2 separate regions of the Mus musculus genome follow, and region 1 is linked to region 2. The links are chromatin loops, found by intact Hi-C in ENCODE. Cell type or tissue: left cerebral cortex. All regions are shown on one strand. Each heading gives the region's core, and the rest is flanking DNA. Links, peaks and the distances in the headings are about the cores only. Region 1 overlaps Pot1a (protection of telomeres 1A). Region 2 has its middle 14 kb from the start of Gm38777.

The links. A loop is a pair of places that touch in the nucleus more often than their neighbours do. Peaks named below come from ENCODE experiments on the same cell type or tissue, not always from the same donor. Only the 100,000 strongest peaks of a DNase experiment are listed, where the experiment ranks them.
Region 1: a loop joins it to region 2, with 4 times the contacts of the local background. A loop is called at or near these places in 11 of 42 quality-filtered maps.

The regions. Positions count from the first base shown.
Region 1 is chr6:25,760,760-25,772,062 of GRCm38, forward strand. It overlaps Pot1a (protection of telomeres 1A), which reads right to left. Exons shown (of 18, transcript NM_133931.5): 8 at 10,760-10,915; 9 at 3,493-3,665. Among named protein-coding and RNA genes, the nearest start is that of Pot1a, 43 kb to the right of the region's middle. In left cerebral cortex, for the core only: CTCF peaks have their summits at 5,741 and 6,486 (motif pointing left); DNase peaks (open chromatin) are centred at 5,718 and 6,487.
Region 2 is chr6:25,013,744-25,025,046 of GRCm38, forward strand. No RefSeq gene overlaps it. Among named protein-coding and RNA genes, the nearest start is that of Gm38777, 14 kb to the right of the region's middle. In left cerebral cortex, for the core only: a CTCF peak has its summit at 6,470 (motif pointing right); a DNase peak (open chromatin) is centred at 6,471.

The sequences.
Region 1 (11,303 bases), core at 5,256-7,755, 750 kb after region 2:
GCAGAGACTTTGTTCTCTGGTATATTCTTACGAATAGCAATTTGATCAAGCATAGCAAGCTTAGAAAGGAAAAACAAAATGTATGGTTCAAGTATTAAAGGGGCACAAGGAAGAAAAATGGAGCTAAATCCTGAGTTCATGGATATCAAATGGAATTAAAGGAGTGGTGACCTTGGGGAAAGATCCCACCCAGTTGAGTTTATCATTTATGTGTTTGCAGTTGAACAAGGGATAGGCAATTATCCCTTTTATGACCCGATTATTATTTTCATTTGGATATAAGGATATAGATATGATTTTATGTAAAACTGGTAAGGAACGGATTATGATGGGTATTCTCAGTTGTCAACTTGACTATATCTGGAACAAACAACAATCTGAAAATGGAGGGCACATGAGTGATCCAGACTTTGAAGCTGGACGCCAAGGGCTTCTTGAGGCACAGTGGCCATGAAAAGCTTAAGTCCAGGCCTGGCGGTACATGCCTTTAATCCCAGGAGAAAGATGCAAGCAGATCTCTGAGTTCAAGGCCAGCCTGGTACAGAGCAAGTTACAGATACAGAAAAGCTTAGGTCCAGGCATGGTGGCGCACGCCTTTAATCCCAGCATTCAGGAGGCAGAGGCAGGCAGAGCTGAGTTCAATCTCAGTCTACAGAGCTACTTCTGGGGCAGCCAAGCTTAGGCAATTGAAGGAGTTGAAAAACAGCAATCTGGTGATGAGATAATAGAATGGGGGTGGGGGGTGGGATGGCATTTTCCAGCCCCAGCAAGCAGCAGAACTTGGCAGCTTTGGCCACGTGGCTTTGGCTTTAGAGTCAAGAGTGGAAGGGGTTACTGGGACAATTGATGCTGGTTAGCTGAAGCGAAGAAACTAGCAGTGATTAAAAAGACACCAGCATCACTGAGGTGGAATCTTCTGGGAAGTGTTTTCTGAGAGCACAAAGAAGCTGTGTTCCATAGATAACCAAAGTTGTACCTCATGCTGCATTTGGACTGGCTAATGTGTAAAAATTACCAAGGTGGTACTGGTTTTGAAGGTATGTGGGGGTCACAGAGGGTAGCTGAGGCTTAGCACTATTAGAAGCTAAGAAAAATGAAGGTGCAGCTTCAGTTGCAATTGATGGACCAGGACTGATTGAAGGGGCCATGCAAAGATGTTGAGGCTTAGCACCATGAAGAGAACCTATAAGAGGATATTGGTGAAAGTGCAGCCCACTTGCAGCAGAAGACCCCAGTGTATGGGAGATGCCCATACCATGAGATGACCATGAATAACAGCAGTCAGTGGATTATAGTCAGCCTAGAGTGCTACAGAGGGTAGAGATGGAGAAGTGACCCAAGCTCTTTGGAGGAGCCCAGAAGATCATGTGTGGATCCCAGACATTAGAACAAGAAGCTGAGAAGTGGAAGCTGCCTTGGATACTCAAGATGTTAGAGATGCCAGAGCCTTAGGAAACCTGCTGAGGAAGATACTAATAGGGAGAGGAACCAGTCCAGGAGGAAACAGTGTGTTGTAGTCAGCAAAGCTGAAAAGAGTTGGACACCAGACATGGAGATAAAGTTTGGAGTTTTCCCAGCTGGTTTTTGGTCTTGCTTTGGTTCAGTATTTGCTCATTATGACCTTTTAGAATGGTAACCTATTTCCTGTGCCATGGTATTTTGGAGGTATGTGATTTCGAAGTATAGGGGATTTCAGTTAAGAGATTGCATTAATCTCAGAAGAGACTTTGAACTTTGGACTTTTAACATTGTTGAGACTATTATATACTATGGAGTCTTTTCAAGTTGGACTAAATGTATTGTACATTATGCTATGGCTAGGTATGGTCCCCATAGAGTAATGTGTTTTAATAAGTAGCAAGGAGTGGAATGTGGTGGTTGAAATAAGCTTCACCCATGAGAAGTGGCACTATTAGGGGTGGCCTTGTTGGAATAGTTGTGGTCATTTTTGGAGGATGTGTGTCACTATGTAGGTAGGATTTGAGGTCTCCTACTGCTCAACATCAGCCCTGGGTGGAAAGAGAGCCTCTCCTGTCTACTTGCAGATGACAGGGTCCCTCAGGCTGGCTTTGGATCAAGATGTAGAACACTCAGGTCCTTCTCTAGCCTATATCTGCCTGGATGCTGCCATCCTTCCCACTATGCCGATAATGGATGAAACTGAACAACTAACTACTGATGAGTCAAGCTCAAAATAGGTAAGAAAATTAAAAACATTTTATGATTGTATGAAAATGAAAACACAACATATTTAAAGTTATAGAACATAATGAAAGCAGTTCTAAGAGCCAAGTTTATAGCACTAACTGCCTATATAAAAAAAAAACTGAATAAATTTAATATAAGTAATATACAGACATACTTGAAAGCTCTAGAAAAACAAAAGAGGATGTGGAAAAGAAATAATCAGGGTCAGAATTAAAATCAGTTTCCCCCAGTTACAAACTGTACAACCTACAACAGAAACCCTCCTACAATACAACCCAGATCAATAGAGGCTCAGATGTTAGAGGGTAGCTAACCACTTCTAAAAACTAAGCTTACGACTGAGCATCACTCAGCCTCCTCAGAGAAGCTGCTTCTTGCACTTGATGTTAGTCAATGAAGTGATCTGTAAGTGGAGAAGATGCAAGGAGGTGAGAGTCTTTAGAGCACTCATGCTTAAATAGGATGTCCTTTATCACACTGTTTCTTTACAGCCTCAGGGATTAGTGCAGGAGAGAAGACAGAAAGATAGCAAAATCAAGAGGTGGTGATGATTCTAAAGAAAGGCTTCTTTCAGACACAAAAGGACTGATACTCACATGCACTCACAGAGACTGTCATAGCATGCACATGACATACACAGGTTCAAAGCAGAGTAAGTCCCAGCTCTGAAAAGGGGAAGTGGACAGAAAGCCCTTCCCTAACCAAGAAGTTAATTTTAACTATACCTGATAGAAAAGGGAAAATCAGTTTTCACCGATGGAGTTTCCCATGGTATATCAACAGCTCTAGGACAGGTCCTATATTGTTCAGAGCCTAGCACAACAGACTTTGTTTTGTTGCTGCTGTTGTTTTGTGCAGTGTATGTTTTGTTATTTTTTTTGCATTGTTAACTTTCTATTTATTTTATATGTTTTGATTTGTCCTTTTTTCTAGAGATAAAGAGAGAGAGAGAGACAGACAGAGAGAGAGAGAGACAGAGAGAGAGAAAACGAGAACATGAAGTTGGGTAGACAGGAATGTGGGGACAAATACGGGAGTAGTTAGGGAAAAGAATATGATCAAAATATATTGTATGAAAACACTTAAAGACAACAGAGGTAGAGATAGGAATATAGTTCCGTGGTATAATCTGCCTAACAGGTGAAAGTGTGGCTTTGATTTTTTCAGCAAGACAATGAGGAAAAACAAGCAAACAAGGCCTTACCCAACCTGAGGAACAGGCTTGCAAAGTAACCTAATAAAGATCTAAGTTATGTTTTTCAAAAAGGGATATAAAATACTCACTTTTTCAGCTGATCCACACAAGGGCTTGTATCTGGCAAAACCCTAATGCCCCGACCATAACTGGTCCCTCCGTGGAGATGGAACTCCAGCCTTAATGATTCAGAACTGCTGGTTTCTGAATTTCCAGGCTGAAGTTTTGTATGGAGGCTATAGAGTCTTAGAAAGCATCCAACCTACAAAAAGATCATTTAGAAATCTCATTTTAGAATAAAAGGGATTAATTAAACAATTTCTGACATTTGAAAATTTCACAATCAACAGGAGGCAATAACCAAGGACATAACAACCAGGGACCTGTCCAAGCAGAGACAACACTGGATGCAGGACTGCACTGTGACTAATATCAGCTACGTGGATATGAAGCCTGTACATATTACACAACATAAGCAGGCCCATTTCAGAGGTCCCCCAGTAAAATATAGTGAAGGTAGTTAAGATTAAAATGAAATTCTATTTGATAATATTTGGAAAAGAACTTGTTTGAACTAGTCTGAAATAATATTAAAAATGTGACATAAAATGCCCTTACTATGACACATTAGAAAAAAAGATTAATCATGTAGTTTCATCAAAATAACATAATAGACTTAATTTCACAAGTTAGTTTTCCTGCTAGGCAGAGAAATGCTCGTGAGCCCTCTGACTGCTGGTATTATATGTATGTCTGTGCCACCATATGCTTTTCCATAAAGCACAAATTCTATAGAAAGTCAAATTTTGGTAAGCAGTTGTATGTTTATCACAACCGTGTAAAACACATTATGTGAACTCAAATATGGAATTTTGAACTAACTAGTCTTCGTCATTGTCAGCTATTTTTCTAAATTTAGTCAAATCCTCTTTAACTAGAGAACTGAAGATTTTTCTCAATGAAGAATTCAAATAAGAAAACATATTAGGGTATTCAAAGACACTAATAAGACCAAGTGCTGTTGTATTGCTTCTAGTATCAGCTATGGGGGAAAGGCAATTTGTGCCTGCATTTTCAAACACAGCCCAGGCAACCCCATTTTAATAAAATAAATAAAACCAAGACATTCACATCTACCCAAAGGGACAAACTAACTACAAAATATAAACTGCATATATTTTTATGTAGTCTTATGAGCAAAAAGGAATGAATAAGAGGAAATTCAATTTCTTTGCATATAAACAGTATTCCTGAGTATGTGATGAGAAGTCATCTATCTCCTTTTCCCCACAAACTCAGTACAGTTGTGACAACATTAGAAAACAAGCATCAAAGGGTGGGGTCGAAATGGGGTTGCGGGAGAGAGGGAGGTAGGGAGGGGAAAGGAGAGAGAAAGAGAAGGGTAAGCAAGTGAGTGAGGATTGCACTCTAACCCTCCTTGTTAATCTTTAGAACTATTGGAGCAAAGGCAGGAGAGAGGAAGTGAGCAAGAAGCAGCCACACTCCCAGCACGACTCTTTCCCCTCCACAGTCGTTTCTTCTCCGTCCTGGTGGATGTTCTGAAGAGGGTAGGCAGGAGGAGGGATCCCGCCTACCTTCCCCACATGCCTTTACCTGCTTCTTCTACATCAGACGTGGAAAAGGCAAATCAGAGGTTTGGGGAAAATTTGTAAAAACTCAAGAGAAATATGTACTTTTCTGTGGACTCTAAAGTGAGATACTAGAATAATAGATATTAAAATGGCTACTTTGCAAGTGTTTTAGAATGTTTATCACATCTGTCTTTTTATTTATTTATTAGTACAGCATTATTATAGCACAGATGTTGATAACCTTCAAAGGACTAGAATAAAAGCTGAGACACAGGGAAATGATCTACATTTGCTAAGCTATCTGAAACACAATTTCATTGATATTAAAATTTAAACTTAAAGGAGTTTCAGCCGGATACTTCGGGGTCTTCCATGACATCCGACATCTACATATTCCAAAAATGTGTATGGAAGATAAAAGCCACGATCATTCCGAAGAGCAGGACGTGGGGCAAGGCGGAAGTAGAATGAACACTCTAAGGAGGACACTGAGCACAGCTACTTGCTAGAGAAAGACAGGGAACCTGAACTACAGAGACTGAGCTCAGCAGGGGCTTAAGAAGGTCACACGTGCAGCTCTATGGGGAACGACTGTGGCAAACTCTTCAGGAGAGAATGGGAATGGGCAGTGTGCTACTTATTCCGTCTTCCTCACTACACTGCAGCGGCATTCAACATGTACAGACTGCGCCTACTTCTCTAAACAGATCCCAAGAGTCAGCACGACAAACTGTTATTATTACAAACGCCTTCTGGAGGCAGCACTGGATCGTTCTATAGCTTGACTAAAGATTATGAAATGTGTCGGATGATCTATTATGTTAAAAAATTGTTTAATCTTGTTACAACATTTTCCCCGAATTTACAAGCTAAAGAATTACAATAAAAAACATAAAGGTGTAGCCTACTCTGGAACAAAGGTTTATTTAATAAGTAGATAAGCACCTACAATATATAACTAGAAAGAAATCACAATGCCAGTATAAAAGAGTATCCTCCAATTTTTGCTGAAAAAGTAGGTACAGTGCAATGGTTTTATTTTCTCCTATAGCTAACTATAATTAATAGGCCACTAAATGACAAAGTGTGATATGACTACATATGTTTTATGCTGTTGTAAGAATTGTAGCATGGTAAGAGCGCACTGTTTATGGAGGTCGATATCATGCTTCCTAACAAAGTCATTATTAAAAGCACTTTTCCTGCTCCGATACAAGTTATGAAATTATCCCATGCATGCTGCTGTGAACATCTGTCTTGAGATGCCGACAATAAGGTATCCACATCAATGACACATGACTGAAGACTTCTGATTGACTTGTGAGAAAATGAATAAAACTTGTCCCAAGGAAGATTACATAGTTATATCACACCCAGAGAAGCCTTTGCATCCTGATACAGCCCTGCAAAGGCTACAGTGCGATGATGTCCGTGAGAGAAAAGACGAGCCATCAATTTCCTTACTTATGCATGCTCACATCACCCTCTAGTGGACCATGCAGAGGATACATGCAGAGGATACGACATCATGACTAAAAACCCATTTACAATACTGTTGGACTGCTTAACCAGCAGATGGTCTTTAATCCTCCCTGCCCTCCCCGGAGAGCCTTTGCAATGAGCCAGTTGAGATTTAAGGAAGAGAAGCAAGCGGGGCAGGCAGAGGAACATGTGGAGCTAAGGCAGGAGCACAGGGAAAGCGAAGTGATTTCAAATGATCCAAAGATCAAAGCAGACAATGGCGCTGAGTAAAAGTGCACACCCTCTCTCCTCACTAAAGAACCAACCCTTCCTGCGTATCATGAAAACTTTCAAATTGAGACCGATGGTTATCACTGTTTCCAAAGAGAGTCAATCTGTGTAGACAGAATCTTCAGAGAAAAATTCAAAAGTCTATCTTCAAAAGTATTTTTCCCAAGTCCAGGGGTGCCTGCACGCACATACTCGTGTCTAAAAGATAAGACGACACAGTCACAAGCCCTGGCCCTGCCCTTCACGCTGTTTACTGATCTGAGTGAGCTAAAGACACTCTGTAACGCAGTATGAGAGTGCCAGGGTTTTCTGCTCTAGCACATTTGTTTAACAAAAGGCAACAGCAGCACTGGGCTGCACGCATACGGTTTTATTTCTGTGTTTTCTCCTTGTTTTATGGATAGATTGAAATGATCTACAGCTAAGATCATTTCCTTTCAATGTTTACTAACCCTGGAAAAAGACACTGCGGCTTGATCTTGTGAATGCCTTACTTTGTCACATAAAATGGAATGAAGCCAGCAGCTCTTCTCTCTTGAGACAATATCCAAGCCACTCTGCATATTGTCATTCACGATAGTGTTATCTACTACAGGAGAATTTAAAAATATATAGGTAAAAATTAACAAAAAGTATTCTCTACCATTTATGAATATAAATTTTTACGAAAAAGTGCCAAATTTCTATGGACAGTAAGAAAGGTCTATACAATATACGAAACATTCAAATTAACTGTGTATGCTAGAGGTGGTATAATACTTAAGACATAGTCCATGTCTACACTCTATCAAAACAATTCAGAACGTTTTAAGAAATGAAGTTAGAGAGCTGGAACTGGAGTTAGAACCTTAGTCATGTGCCTATCACAGAGCTTCTTGACTTCACTGGGACAGACCTGTGAGGTCAATGTCCAATGTCTGCTGGACACAGGGACCTGTGATGACTGGGACCGCAGTGTGTACTTCCCCACAACCATGCAGGAATAGAGACTTCTTCCTGGCTGTCTGGAACCTGGCAGGACCCAGAGCAGATGCTGCAGACTCTGCTTTCAGATAATCAGACTTTGCTCCGGCAGCTATCAATAACTCAAAATCTATTTTTGGAAAAACAGATGAGCAAAAAAGAATTCAAGGAGCTTCTAAACAAAATATGTGGCCTGAAGATATTTCCTTTATTGAATGTGAAATTTTGTTTCCTAAAATAACTTGAAAACTTTAACAATACAAAATATTTTGCTTCATACAAATTAAGGAATGATGAAAATTCACATATTCCCATTGCTTCTAGTCCTCTAAGCAAATTACAAGTGGACATTACAAATGAAAAAATAGTATTAGCAGATTTACATATACATGTTGTCCAGATGCTACCCACTTAAATAAAATAATTTGTCATTATTATTATGTTGGAGATGCATACTGCTTTAGAGATGGCTTTCTAATGGTTAAAACCTGAAGCTCAGGCACCATTTCAAAACCAGGGTATGAAGACATAAGTGCCAGAGACACAGGAAGGTTGCTATGAGATTGTGTTTCCTAGCAATATTGGTGAAGAATGTGACTACTTTCTGCTCTTGTCTAAAAACCCATAAAGTCATGCCAGCAAGGCTTGCAAAGTATGGTCTCAACCAGGATGATATCAATAGGCATGCTAACATGGAAAAAGTAAGTTGACAAGGTCTGAAAGTCAGAGGAAGATCTACAGACAACCAAGGAATTCGGATAGCAGGAGAAACAGTCTTCCACAGGGAAGAAGGCATCCACTGGTTATCTAATACTGTGCTGGTTTGAATGAAAATGATCCATATAGTCCCATAGGGAGTGGCACTATTTAGGAGGTGTGGTATTGCTGGAATAGTTATGGCCTTCTTAAAGGAAATGTGTCACTATGGGTGGCTTTGAGGTTTTAGAAGCTATAGTCAGTCCAGTGGCTCATACTCTCTTCCTGCTACCTGATGCTCCCGACATAGAACTCTCAGCGACTTCTCCAACATATGCCTGCCTGTGTAGCAACATGCTTTCTTCCATGATAATAATGAATTAATTCTCTGAACTTGTAAGCCAACTCCAATGAAATATTTTCCTTTATAAGATTTGACATAGCCATATTGTCTCTTCACAGCAACAGAAACTCTGTAAGACAGATGTTGGTACCGGGGACTAAGGGATTGTTGTGATAAGGCAAACCATGATTTTATTTCCAGGAATGTAGACTTTGGAACTTTGGGTTAGGAAAGTGGTAAAATGCTTTAAGTGTAGCTTAACAGGCAATACTAGCAGGAACATGGAAGACGGGGTGGTGTAGGTGATTTGAACTGTGGGGACCCAGCCCAGGGGAGGATAATATTCATATAGGGCCTAGAGATCATTCTTCTGATATTTTGGTGAAGAATGTGACTACTTTCTGCTCTTGTCTAAAAAAAATCTGCATAAGGCTAAATGGAAGAGCTATCAACTAACTAAAAGGATTAAAGAAAAGCTTATGGCCAGGCACAGTAATGCACACCTTCGATCCCAGCACTTGCAAGGCAGAATCTGGTCTACCAAGTGAGCTCCATGACAGCCACGCTTAGGCAGTGGAGGAAATCATAAAACAGAAAACTGCTGAAGATACAATGCAGTGAGGGAGCCATGTTTCAGTCCCAGCAAGCAGCAGCTCCTGGCAGCTTTAGACCAGGAAAGAAGACTGGAGTTGTGACATATCCTCTCTATAGCTCAGGAAAGCTGCTGAGACAGGCATACACCACAGGTGTCCCTGCACAGAGGCATACAAGGCTACTGTGTGAAACTTTGAAAGTGAAGTCTGGACTGTCTTGGAGACCACCAGATGCTGAAGATACCAGAGCAGTGATACCTGATAAGGAGGGTAGCCAACAGGGAGTCAAAGACACCTAGGAGAGTAAAGTGGCTGCAATCAACAAAGCTGAAAGGAGCTGGAGATTTGAAGAGTGCTTTGACATCAGACAAGGAATAAAGTTCAGAGTTTGTTTTCAGTCTTGCTTTGGTATAGTATTTCTTCATTATGTTCTCTTTCTTCTGTGTTGGTAATATCTATTCCGTGCCATAGTATGTTGGAAGTATATAATTTCCTTTTTGCTTTTGAATTTATAGATGATTAATTGTTTAGCCTTCCATGAGTCTCAGAAGACACTCTGAACTTTAAATGGGGTTGAGAGTGTGATAGACTATGGGGTCTTTTAACGCTGGATTGAATGCACTTCTGCATTATGATATGACTATAAGCCTATGGGGGCCTGGGAGTGAAATATTGCTGTTTGAATGAAAAAAGCCCATATAGGCCCATAGGGCGTGGCACTATTAGGAGGTGTAGCCTTGTTGGAGTAGGAGTGACCTTGTGGGGAGGAAGGGTGTCACTGGAGGGAGGTTTCAGAAGCCAGGCCTAGAGGCTCACTCTTCTTGCTGCCTGCTGATCCAGACACAGAAATCTTGGCTCCTTCCAAGCCCCTTCAGAGCCCCCATGCTTTCTGCCATATTGATAATAGGCTAAACCTCTGAACCTTAAACCCACTCCCAATGAGATGTTTTACTTTGTAAGAGTTGCCATGGTCACTGTGTTCTTCCCAGCAACAGAAACCCTAAGACAAATACCAAAAGGCAACTCTGAAAACATATATGCAAGAAACATTTATAAGGATGGAACAGATACTGTTTTTATATTTAGAAAATACACACACACACACACACACACACACAAAGCAGAAAAGGCCATGTAATTTTAAAGGCAGCAAGGAATAGGGAGTACATGAAAGCGGTTGGAAGGAGAAGAGAAGAGTTAATCATGCAATTATATCCACAAGTAAAAAAATTTTAAAATGTGTGTGTATCATATTCAAAGTTTTTAAATTTAATTTAGATATTCATTTTATAAGTTAAATCTTGAAGATAAATAAATCTGAAGTTAATTTCTATACACCAAATATTACTGACAGACATATACAAAACTAAAAAGGATATAAAAACAAAATAATAAGCATCTGTCTACTTAACATCACCTCGATGGATCTCGCCACTTGAACGTGGTTATCGTAGACTAGAATGTCTACCACCAGACTCTGTAGCCGTTCGATGTGACTCAAGTCACCTTCAAAAGTTAGATCTTGTGTGGAGACTCTCCAGGAGGGAAGCACAGTCTGGGTTCCATCCCATACCTGCCGTGGAAAGTAAAGCAAAGCTTAGTGCTCTTTATCCAAAGGCAGTGAGTGAGGCAAGCGTAAAATGAATCGCTGTATGTTGTTGAGTATCCAGTACCTTAAAACCGTGTATAGCCATCTGTGACTGTAAGAGGGGTAATTATGAACTACTGGTGATAAGCAGAAAAATGTGCAGATACAAAAACGAAAAAGTCACTGTATGATACCAAATAAAATATTAACTAGCTGTGGGCTTTGGTTCTGTTCTCCAATACCACACCCCTGCTCCCCCTACTCTCCTCTCCCTCTCTTTATCTCCTCCACTATACCCATCAGCTCTGAGTATGTATGGCTTCTGGTTATTAGAAAAAACAAAGATATAAGGCAAACTAAGGGAAAAACATTA
Region 2 (11,303 bases), core at 5,363-7,862:
GTGTAAGGTTAAGGCTGTCAATAGACTGTAGCTTCATAGCATTTTGAAACTCTTTCCTGGGAGCCTAGTTTTGTCTCTGATCATGTTTACAGAATGAATGCTGTCTCTTAGGTTTGAGCAGACTGTTTTACAGAATACAAAAATCCCAGCTACTTGGTACCATAGCACCATCTTTGCCATTTTTCTGGCTTTCAAATCCCTGATTCTGAAATTCTCAGTGGAGTGAATCACTAGCTAAAGTGAATTTTGTGTTTAGTCCTGTCTGATTTTAAGGCAAAGCTACAGATCTAATTGCAGCAGGGAAGATTTAAAAGCCATAAAAGTCTTCTTAAGTATGTCTAGATGGCCACAGGTTGTTTAAAAATTAATGCCATCTAAAAGTATTTTCCTCTTTTCTAATAATGTAGGTCAGGAGATCTAAGTTAGAAGGACACGCGCTGTGACTGCTGAAGCTGATTCAGATGTGTTTAGAATAAAACATGGAACAGGCCTGTAAACAGTTTTAGCTTGGTTTAAATTGTTCCTTAAGCTGATTTCTTTTTTTTTTAATATTTTTATTAGGTATTTTCCTCATTTACATTTCCAATGCTATCCCAAAAGTCCCCCAAAAAGTAGGGAAAAGCCTCAAAGATATGGGTACAGGGGAAAAGTTCCTGAATAGAACAGCAATGGCTTGTGCTGTAAGATCGAGAATCGATAAATGGGACCTCATAAAGTTGCAAAGCTTCTGCAAGGCAAAAGACACCGTCAACAAGACAAAAAGACCACCAACAGATTGGGAAAGGATCTTTACCTATCCTAAATCAGATAGGGGACTAATATCCAATATATAAAGAACTCAAGAAGGTGGACTCCAGAAAATCAAATAACCCCATTAAAAAATGGAGCTCAGAGCTGAACAAAGAATTCTCACCTGAGGAATACCGAATGGCAGAGAAGCACCTGAAAAAAATGCTCAACATCCTTAATCATCAGGGAAATGCAAATCAAAACAACCCTGAGATTCCACCTCACACCAGTCAGAATGGCTAAGATCAAAAATTCAGGTGACAAGCAGATGCTGTCGAGGATGTGGAGAAAGACGAACACTTCCATTGTTGGTGGGATTGCAAGCTTGTACAACCACTCTGGAAATCAGTCTGGAGGTTCCTCAGAAAATTGGACATAGTACTACCGGAGGATCCTGCAATACCTCTCCTGGGCATCCAGGAGAGGTTCCAACCGGTAAGAAGGACATGCTCCACTATGTTCATAGCAGCCTTAAGCTGATTTCTTGCTGTGGAGCACGGCAGCAACTATCAAATGCTACGCTAAGATGAGGCCTGTTTCTTCTCATTCCTTCCATAGTACACTGGACTGTTTAATGGACAGGATCTGAGATGTGACTTGGATGAAAAGAGGCTCAGACAGAGACTTTAGCAACTTCTGTGGGAAAGACAACAGGATCATAGCATGGAAGAGTTGAGTAGTGACAGCCTGAGAAAAATTGAAGGATAAGACTTCCTCCAGCTAATTGCAGTCAGAGGAAGGGCCTGGCTTATTGCTAGAAGAGGTGAAGGTGTATCAGAAGGATGTTAGGGAAATGTATGTGAGGCAGGAATTACAGTTTGATTTGGACTCGACTTTAGTCACAGTGAGACTGGATAACCTGTTGGTTGGTTGGTTATGTTCCTTTAGTTGCAGCATGATGGAATCAGGCCATTTAAGCCATCAGCTATAAGGGTTATGTCATATGCTCCTAGTATGAAGTAATGCTTGTACCATGTTCTCATGTATATAATAAGAGCCTTCCCTAAATATCTAAATACATCTGAGGAAATACTTAGTGCTGTTTTATGAAAATTGATAGAACTAGCTTTCAATTTCTGATATTCTAATTCAAAGTTGACTAGTATTTATGTCCATGTTGTTAGTCTCAATATTCTGGCTTCAAGTAACCCTCCTGCCTTGGCCTCCCAAGGAGCTGGAGCCATCTGTACTTTCTACTTCACTAGGATCAACATAATTGAAAATTATTTTCAGAGACATGTTACAAAACTTTAAAATATACATGCTTTATGATTAAAATATAGTCTTGAAGCTATTAACAATAATGAGTTTAATGTGACTTCAATGTTCTATTTTTGATATTGTTGTTATTGTTGTTTGGATGTTGTTGTTGTTATTGTTGTTTTGAGACATGGTTTCTGCTGTGTACCCTTTGTTGTCTTGGAAATTGCTCTGTAGACCAGTCTGGACTCAATTTTGTAGGGATTGGCCTGCCTGTGTTTCCCAAGTGCTGGGATCAAGGGCATACATTGCCATAGCCCCCCCCCCCCTCTCTCTCTCTCTCTCTCTCTCTCTCTCTCTCTATATATATATATATATATATATATATATATATATATATATATATATATAAAATGTTTACTTATTCTTGTATTAAAAGCTATAATTTTTGTTTTCACCAAAAAGTGATAATAGAAAACAAAAAACATATTAGTATACTGTATACTAGGGAATTTCAACACAATCTCTTTTTCTTATAGTTATTAAATTCTTTTTGTTTCTGTTCTGCTTTTTTAAATATTTCTCACATTATATTCATATATCATTCTCTGTTTTTTCATATGGTATGAGTATACATTAAACATTTAGCCTTAACTTAGCAAGGAAATTCGGATCCTCAAGTGATAAAAATGAATTAATTATGTAATTGACTCAAAAGTGATCTGAAAAACTTGTAGAGATCTATAGGAAGAGAACATATGGAAGATGCTAGAAAAAGTCACAGTTAGGATCTTAGACTGGAGATTTGGCAGCTGGCAGTGCTATTTGTACAGATGGAGAGAAGTGATGTGTCTTCTAATTGATGAACAAAAGTATTCAATGGCCAACAATTCAAAGACGAACCTAACTTTTTTTTTTTTGTGGTGGTCTTTGGCCTTTGGAGGAAGCACCATGTGCCCAGACTAGAACAATTCATTAAAATGAAATATGTATATTTATACGTGGAATTATGTGTTTTATAAGTTGTAACGTAGTTCCTATAGTGAGATCCCTGTGGCTTTTCAGGCATCCTCATTGTTTATTCTACCTTCCTCTCTCCTTCTTCTATATTTACCTCCATCCCCTCCATAAAGAACCTCCAATTCCCATTTCCCTGATCAGATTACTTATATCCCGCTACTGCCCTCCATTACCAAGCAAAATGGAGGGTTGTGGAGCACAGTCCCAATGGGTTACATTTACAAAACCTTTTTGAAGCTAGGGCTTAGAGAACATTACAGAAGTGTGCAAGAAAGACTGTATGAGTCAGAGCATCAAGGAGTTTTCTGTGAGAGTGTGTCTTCTAGTAATATCACAAGCTATACTCATAAAGTTTCTCCAACACATTTGACCAGTGTGAGCTAAACATGGATGACACAAATGAGCATATCAAAGTAGATTTAAAAGTCCCTCAACTCTACATATAAAGAACTGAGGAGTACTGGGAGTAGCAGATGTGGTCTTCCTCAGAGAAGAACACACCAACTTGTTGATCAATGTCAAGTGGTCAGCCCTAAAAATATACACCCATTTAACATTATACATACTGAACAGATTAGATGTGTGAATATATAGGTATATAAACATATATGTGTGTGCAATAACAATTAGTAAGAAATGAGGCTGTCCATTTGAATGAGAGTTAGGAGGGTTATGTGGAAGGGTTCAGAGGGATGCAAGAGAAGGGAGAAGTGTTGTAATTATAATTTCAAAAATAAAAAAGAAATTTAAAGATTATACATATCCAATATACTAAAACATTCCAGTTGATTAAAGAGGATGTATAACTCATCATCTCAGCTTCATTAGACATTTTCCAGTGCACTGAGAGAGGAAATGAGAAAGGCACTGGTCCTAAAGAATGTGCTGGTTATTTAGCGTCTCCAGGCTCCTTATGGCTATACTTTTGAACACAAGTTTATCTGAGTTGATTAAGTTTCAGTGCTACTGAAGGAGTGCCACTGGGAGTAGGGCAGAGTTTTTCAGAGTTTGGTTCTTTTATTACACTGTAGAATTAAGAAGAAGGAACAGTGAGTGACCTGAAATTCAATGAGAGGATGTGGCAGTCTCAGTGAAAAGATTCAGTTAGTTCACAGGAGAAGGAAAATAGAAAGGATGTTTTCTACTGAAATAAACACTTAAGATTACAAAGGCATTAGCACACTTTGAAATGTTATGATTAGAGTTAATACCTTGAAGGCTCATTGAAAACTAGAACAACCAAAAAGGAATTTAGAAGCTAAAAGTAAAGGCAGTAAGACATTCTAAATCTTTCCAGGAAAACGGGGACAGAGAGCAAATCATTGTAAGTCATGTGATGCTCTCTACACAATTAGAAAGCTGTCTGCAGTAGAGAAGGTGACCGAGAAGAACTTTGAGAACCTCAGTGAGAGGTTGAACCATGGGACATCTCAATGTCTCCTCCCCTAGCCTGCAAGCCTAAGGAGTGCAAAGCTTACCTGGGTGATACTTGTGTTTAGGAACAGAAATGATTGGGAGAATGTTAACTCAGAATAGAAATTCAGATTTAAAGGAAATAAGAAAAGCGTTTATTCTGAGTCAATTATGAATGACCATGGCTTAGGGAAAAATGATCTCTTATTCTGAGTGCTTTGCTCCACCCTGTAAATGAGTATAATCACATTTTGTGAGCAAAACAAAAGTGAAAGGCATGAATAAATTCATTTAAATGCATTGTCCATGTTAGGTCAGCAGGTCACAGCAAAGCCAGATCTGCCCTATCATACTGTATGTTATCCCCATGGAACTCTTGGCTCTGGAGAGGGTAGATATCTGTTAGGCTTAACAGTACACTGGAAAGTCTTACCAAACATTTGGGGGAAGTTAGTTCAAATACAAAGATCAAAAATAACTATTTTCCAAAAGGCTTAAGAGAGTCCAAGGTAATTTTGTCTCCACCACCATTTTTCCTCTCTCCGTAGTCATAAACTTCTACCCAGGCAACGTCAAATAGTTTAGTGCCTTTACAAAGTGTGGCTGACCTAGAGAACTTTCATCTTTACAGTGGGCACAATGATAGGGAACCATTTTAAACTAAACTTCTCCATGTCATCAAGTTTTACCTGCCTGGAAAATACAGTTTGAATGTGTTTGGAAGTTTGACAAGAAGACCATTTATAACTTAGCAGATATTCTAGTAGCTATTTAATGTAACAAAATTATATACAAAACAAGTTTTAGTATAATCATATACAGTGACACGAATGTTAGCACTGTTAGAAGAAGGCACTTAACTATATGTAAGTGAATGATTTGTCTCCAAAAGACTGTATTCATTACATTGCCTATCTTCTACTGATGGCTGTGGTCTGGAGGTTCCCACAAATCATCTGCTAAAACGTAATCCCCATGGTGGATGGAGCCATTCGAGAGTTGAATAGTGTCTTATGAAAAGCTGGAAGGGACATGTCTACTCTGCCCCCAATCCCTCTTATTTGCCTTTTACCACACAAGAACACAATAGTCTTTCTGTTTTAAGAATGCACACAAGAGCCAGTTTGAAAGCAGAGATAGGTCTTTATTAGATATCAAACTTGTGGGCCCCTGGTTTGGACTTCTAGCCCCCCAAACTGTAAGAAATTAAGTTTTTACTAGAGTTATTAAAAGGATATAGTTCATTACAGTGAAGGAGGCATGGTAGCAGGGACACAAGGCACATTGTCACATTGCTGCTACTGTCAGGAAAACAAATGGACAAGTACATTGGATCATGATATTAAGACTCAAAACCCCACCCAGGGACCAACCACCAACAAGGGTGCATTTCATAAAGTTTTCATGGCCTACTAACTAGCACCTCCATCTGAAGACCCAGTGTTCTGACACATGAACCTATGGCAGATAGTCTATAGTCAACTTAGTACACCTGGTATTGTGTTATAGCCACATATACGGACAAAGACGTTGATGGCCAGTCTGGCCAGTAGTCAGGTCACTATGCTGAGTCTCTACTTCTTCTCTCTTACACTCTAAGTTGTCCCGTGTGAGCCAGTACTTTCATGACCACACACCGATATCTGCCTCTCTGTCACATCTTCATGAGCATTAAACTTAGGTACCCAGATACATACTTCATTACTCTTTAAAGATATCGTAGAGGCAACTCAAGCTTGACATGTAAAAACAAAACCCACAATTTAACCCTTTCCATCCCTCTTACTAATTTTATTACGCCCGCGTTGCTGCTCTGTGAGACCTTTGTATAATTTCATATGTTATCTCTATTCTATACCATATCTGTGTATTTCTGATTGTCATTCCTTTAAATTTAGTAATTTCTAAGGTCTATACAGCTTAGAATCAGCTCTTGCCCAGGTGTGGGAACATTAAAAACAAATATACTAACTAAGATAATTACAGATAAGAACTCAGCACTGTGCTGGGCATTTAGCCATTTATATGTAGTCAAAGCTCTGTCCAGGAGATGGCGCTCAGAGTGTACTTTTGCTGTTAGTTTTTAATACTGAGGAATATTTCACACAACTATGTTTTCTTACACAGATGCTTTAATAGGGGTAAGCTGTTATGTGTTCTGCCATTCTTGATAGGCTTCTGAGTTATTAAGACTTTACTAGATGACTCTGTTGTTTTTCAGATGAAGTAGGTGTTGGAAAAGAAGTCTGTAGTAGAAAGAAAAGTTAGGGTGGGGCAAGAAGTTTTCTGGTGTGAGAGGAGAGGGAGAATTTTAGTTTAAATCTCTTGATAATCACTCCTCTAGAACTGAATAACATTATCAGAGAGGGTGAAGCAAGTTGGAGAGGTGATGGGAAGCATATGCTTTACAACACGACTCAGTGAGCACTCATCATGAGTTATCTGCAGAATAAATAGGCAAGCTGTGTTACTAAAGATGATCAGATACTGCAGTCCTTTCACTTCCCTTGAATAATGGGTGGTACAGGCTAATCCTTTTTCCTCAGAATGACAAAACCAAGCTAAGTAAACCCAAGTATTTTTGTGCTTGCCAAACAAAAAATGTGGAGTGAATAGGTTACAGTGGGCTGTCAATCCAAGCTTCTCTCTTAATAAGCACAGACGGAGTGTCCTCTGGTAGGTTAAGTTATAGACCCCTTTCCTCAAACTAGTTCATCGATAGTTTTTCTGGGCTTCCTTTATCAATTTTGGCTGACTCTAAGGATCACTGGGGAGAACTTTAAGGCACCTGTGCCCTCCCTACTCAGAACAACCGGCGAGGATCAATAGGAGAGCAAGCAGGGATGCTAGCAGGGAATACAGATCACAACTTGTGGGTGAATGGGAACAGAGAGTTTCATGGTCGAGAAGTCATCCAATTCAATGTGTCATTGTCTTTGAGGTTCCTTAAAGTTGCAGGAAATTGTCACAAACAGAAAGGAGGAGGTGGAGGAAAGGGGAGGAGCAATCTGTGAGTATAGCTGGAGTAGAGTTGAGGGAGAGGAAGATGAAAGGGAGGAGCTGGAAGCAAAATAATCTTGTGAGTTGACTCAGCTGGTCAAATCACTTACTGCTCAAATGTGATGATTTATAATGCCCAGGACTCCTAGGTGGAAAAGAGAACCCAAAAGTTAGCTCCACACTTGCTATTCAATACTCAACACTCAATATTCAATATTCAAATACAAACAACAGGTTCACAATAGAAGTGCCCATATGTCTTAGTCAGGGTTTCTATTCCTGCACAAACATCATGACCAAGAAGCAAGTTGGGGAGGAAAGGGTTTATTCACCTTACAATTCCATACTGCTGTTTATCACCAAGGAGGTCAGGACTGGAACTCAGGTCAGGAAGCAGGAGTTGATGCAGAGGCCATGGAGGGATGTTCTTTACTGGCTTGCTTCCCCTGGCTTGCTCAGCCTGCTCTCTTATAGAACCAAGGCTACCAGCCCAGAGATGGTCCCACCCACAAGGGGCCTTTCCCCCTTGATCACTAATTGAGAAAATGCCTTACAGCTGGATCTCATGGAGGCATTTCCCCAACTGAAGCTCCTTTCTCTGTGATAACTCAAGGTATGTCAAGTTGTCACAAAACTTGCCAGTACACCATATAACAATAATAATCAATAAAATACACAATTCAAGAAAAGAGGAAATTTCTTCACGGACTTACAATTTGCTTTCGTTGCCATTATTGGGAATGTCAATTTCTAAACATGGGAACTGTTAAAAGTAGAAAAAAGATAACATAGTTGACCCAGTATAAAGGCTCAGCTGGTAAAGGTGTTCGCCATCAAGCATGGTGGAACCCATATGAAGAAGGAGGGAAATGATTCATAGAAATTGTACTCTGACCTCCTTAGGTGCAAAGGGACAGACTCATCCTCCACTCCCGTGCACAGATATACAAACAAATAAGTAATTATAACTTAAAATATAACAATTGTGTTTTATAACTTAGACCACTATAACTGGAGTCTCTTCTCTATTTACAGACAGAAAAGGATATACTTATGACATCTTTATACAAAAAAGAATGCTCTGGAGATCTGTCATGCTCATTCCTATCAAACTTGTGCTTAAATTAGATTTCAGGTGACTTCTGTGATTCTTTATCTAACTTTAGTGTATGTAATTTTTGAAAAAAAAAGCAATGAAAGAATTTATTTTACATCATCTCTTTCCTGCTTCTTTTTATAGCTTCTTACACACTGTGAAGTTTATGTATAGATGAGTATGAAGAGGCAAACTAATGTTCTGTGGCAGAAAACAAGACAAAATAAAAATTAAAATATATATACACAGAATTACAAAGAGTTTCATACATAATTTAAAGGTTCAATTAATTTTGGAACCCATCCACAAATTTCTAGTATGCCTTGGCTCTCAAGGTATATTTGAAAGAGCTCCATATTAGACACAATCATGAATTTATTTGATTTTTTAAAAAAATTTATTTTGAAGACCATGATATAATTATAGCATTTTCCCCTTTCTTTCTTCCCTCCAAACCCTCCCATATACCCTTCCCCACTCTCTTTCAGACTCATAACCTCCTTTTTTTACTAATTGTTATTGCATCCATATTTATATATGCATATATATTCCTAAATATAACCCATTCAGTCCTTATAAAGTTACCTGTATGTATGCTTTTATGCATCATCATTTGTCACCCAAATTAACAAGAAGTCATTTTAGTCTAAGACCATGGGGTAGAGTAAGTAACACATGAGAAGAGTAAGACTTGGAAAGAAAGTACAAAGATAGACATAGCAATACACAAGTCTCTTATAAGACAAAAGTGGCATCTTAAGTAGATGGTAAGTCAACTATTTCTGAAGACATCACACACTTCTGTTATAAAACAGAAATCAAGTAGGAACTGAGCACAAGCTCCCTCTGTGTTCATTAGTTTTCATCATGCCGAAAGGTGCTACTGAGCTCAGTAGCAGAGAAAAATCAGATAGGTCTTATCCACCGGACCATGATCAACTAATCAGGAAAGCTGCCAGTGAGGTAATAGTGTCATAACTTTTTTGGCAGTATCCAATCACTTTTGACCAGATTTAAGGCCTGCTCCACATGAAGGAATTAATGCCTGATAGTGTAAACTTGATATGCACTCACTGATAAGTGGATATTAGCCTAGAAGCTCAGAATCCTTCTTAGAAGGAGGAACAAAATACCTATGGTAGGAGTTATAGAGACAAAGTTCAGAACAGAGAATGAAGGAACGACCATCCAGAGACCGCCCCACTTGGGGATCCATCCCATAAACAACCACCAAACAGACCCTGTGGCAGATGCTAACAAGAGCTTGCTGAGAGGAGCCTGACATTGGCTCTACCAATGCCTGATTAATACTGAAGTGGATACTCACAGTCATCCATTGGACGGAGCACAGGGTCCCCAATGAAGGAGCTAGAGAAAGTACCCAAGGAGCTGAAAGGGTTTGCAGCCCCATAAGAGAAACAACAATATAAACTAACCAATAACCCCGGAGCTCCTTGGGTCTAAACCACCAATAAAACAAAACAAAACAAAACAAAACAAAACAAAACAAACAAAAAAAAAAACAACACATGGTGGGACTTGTGGCTCTAGATGGCCTAGTTGGTCATCAATAGGAGGAGAGGCCCTAGGTCCTATGAAGGTTCTATGCCTCAGTCTCCAACTCACAGAGACAAGAACGACAAGGACACCAAGATGGGTTCACGCAGCTTCCGCATCTTCCGCATCTTCCGCATCGTCCTCTTTACTTGGGGCTTTTTTACTTACAGCTTTTTTCACTTAGGGCAAGGGCTATATTTATACAGTAGTGGCAACTGACCTCATCTCGTTCCACACCACCTCATCCAATCAGAATCACACGAGTTCAGGTCGGTCACAGATAGGCTGACAGATCCTGATCAGGAGGAATAATCTAACTTGGCAGGCAGTTTACGCATGCAGTTTCACTGCGCATGTTTGAGCAAGGCAGTAAACATGTGGGTTTCACGGGGCCTGGCAATGGGCAGGGCGCCATCTTGACCCATGCGGCCGCACCTGCTTCCCGCAGTTCTATGTCCCAGTATAGGGGAATGCCAGGGCCAGGAATGTGAGAGGATGGGATGGGGAGCAGGGAGAGGGGAGGAAGGGGATAGGGGATTTCAGAGCGGAAACTAGGAAAGGGGATAACATTTAAAATGTACATAATGGAAAATATGTAATAATAATAATAAAAAAGAATGATTTTCCCTCCCAGTAACTACCCACTGATAGGCTAGTAGCCACTCAGAATGAAGTGGGGCCTAGATATCATCTACCCCATCTGTGCAGCAATTTTGTCTGCCTTGATCTTGTGCAGGTTTTGTATATTTTAGTAATCTGTCTACTGGTGGAAATGAAGGAAGCTTTAAATAAATTTTTCATCGTCCCCTTCTTTAAAAAAAATAAGTACAAAATTATTTCAATTGAAAAGTTGGTAGAAAATGGCTTAAATGGTCAGTGGTAAAGCTTTACCTGGCACAAACAATGCTTAGTTTGATCATTAGCACCATATACTTCCCGAAAGAAAGAAGTTAAGATGTTCAAACATTAACGCATCTGCATGACATAATGTAATGTATTGCCTCTTAAAATTATGGAACTGTGATAAAATTTGAATTTAGTTTTAGGATACTCCAGCTTACACAATATAAAAGTTATAGCACATGAAATACAAGTAAATTTTTGGAACATGCGTTTTGATTAATAAAGTTAGCAAGTTAGGGATATAGAATGTATATGTTCAGAAAGAAACCTAATGAACTTGGTAAATTTCACACAGAGACAAACCCAAAAGTGTTCAAGTAAAATC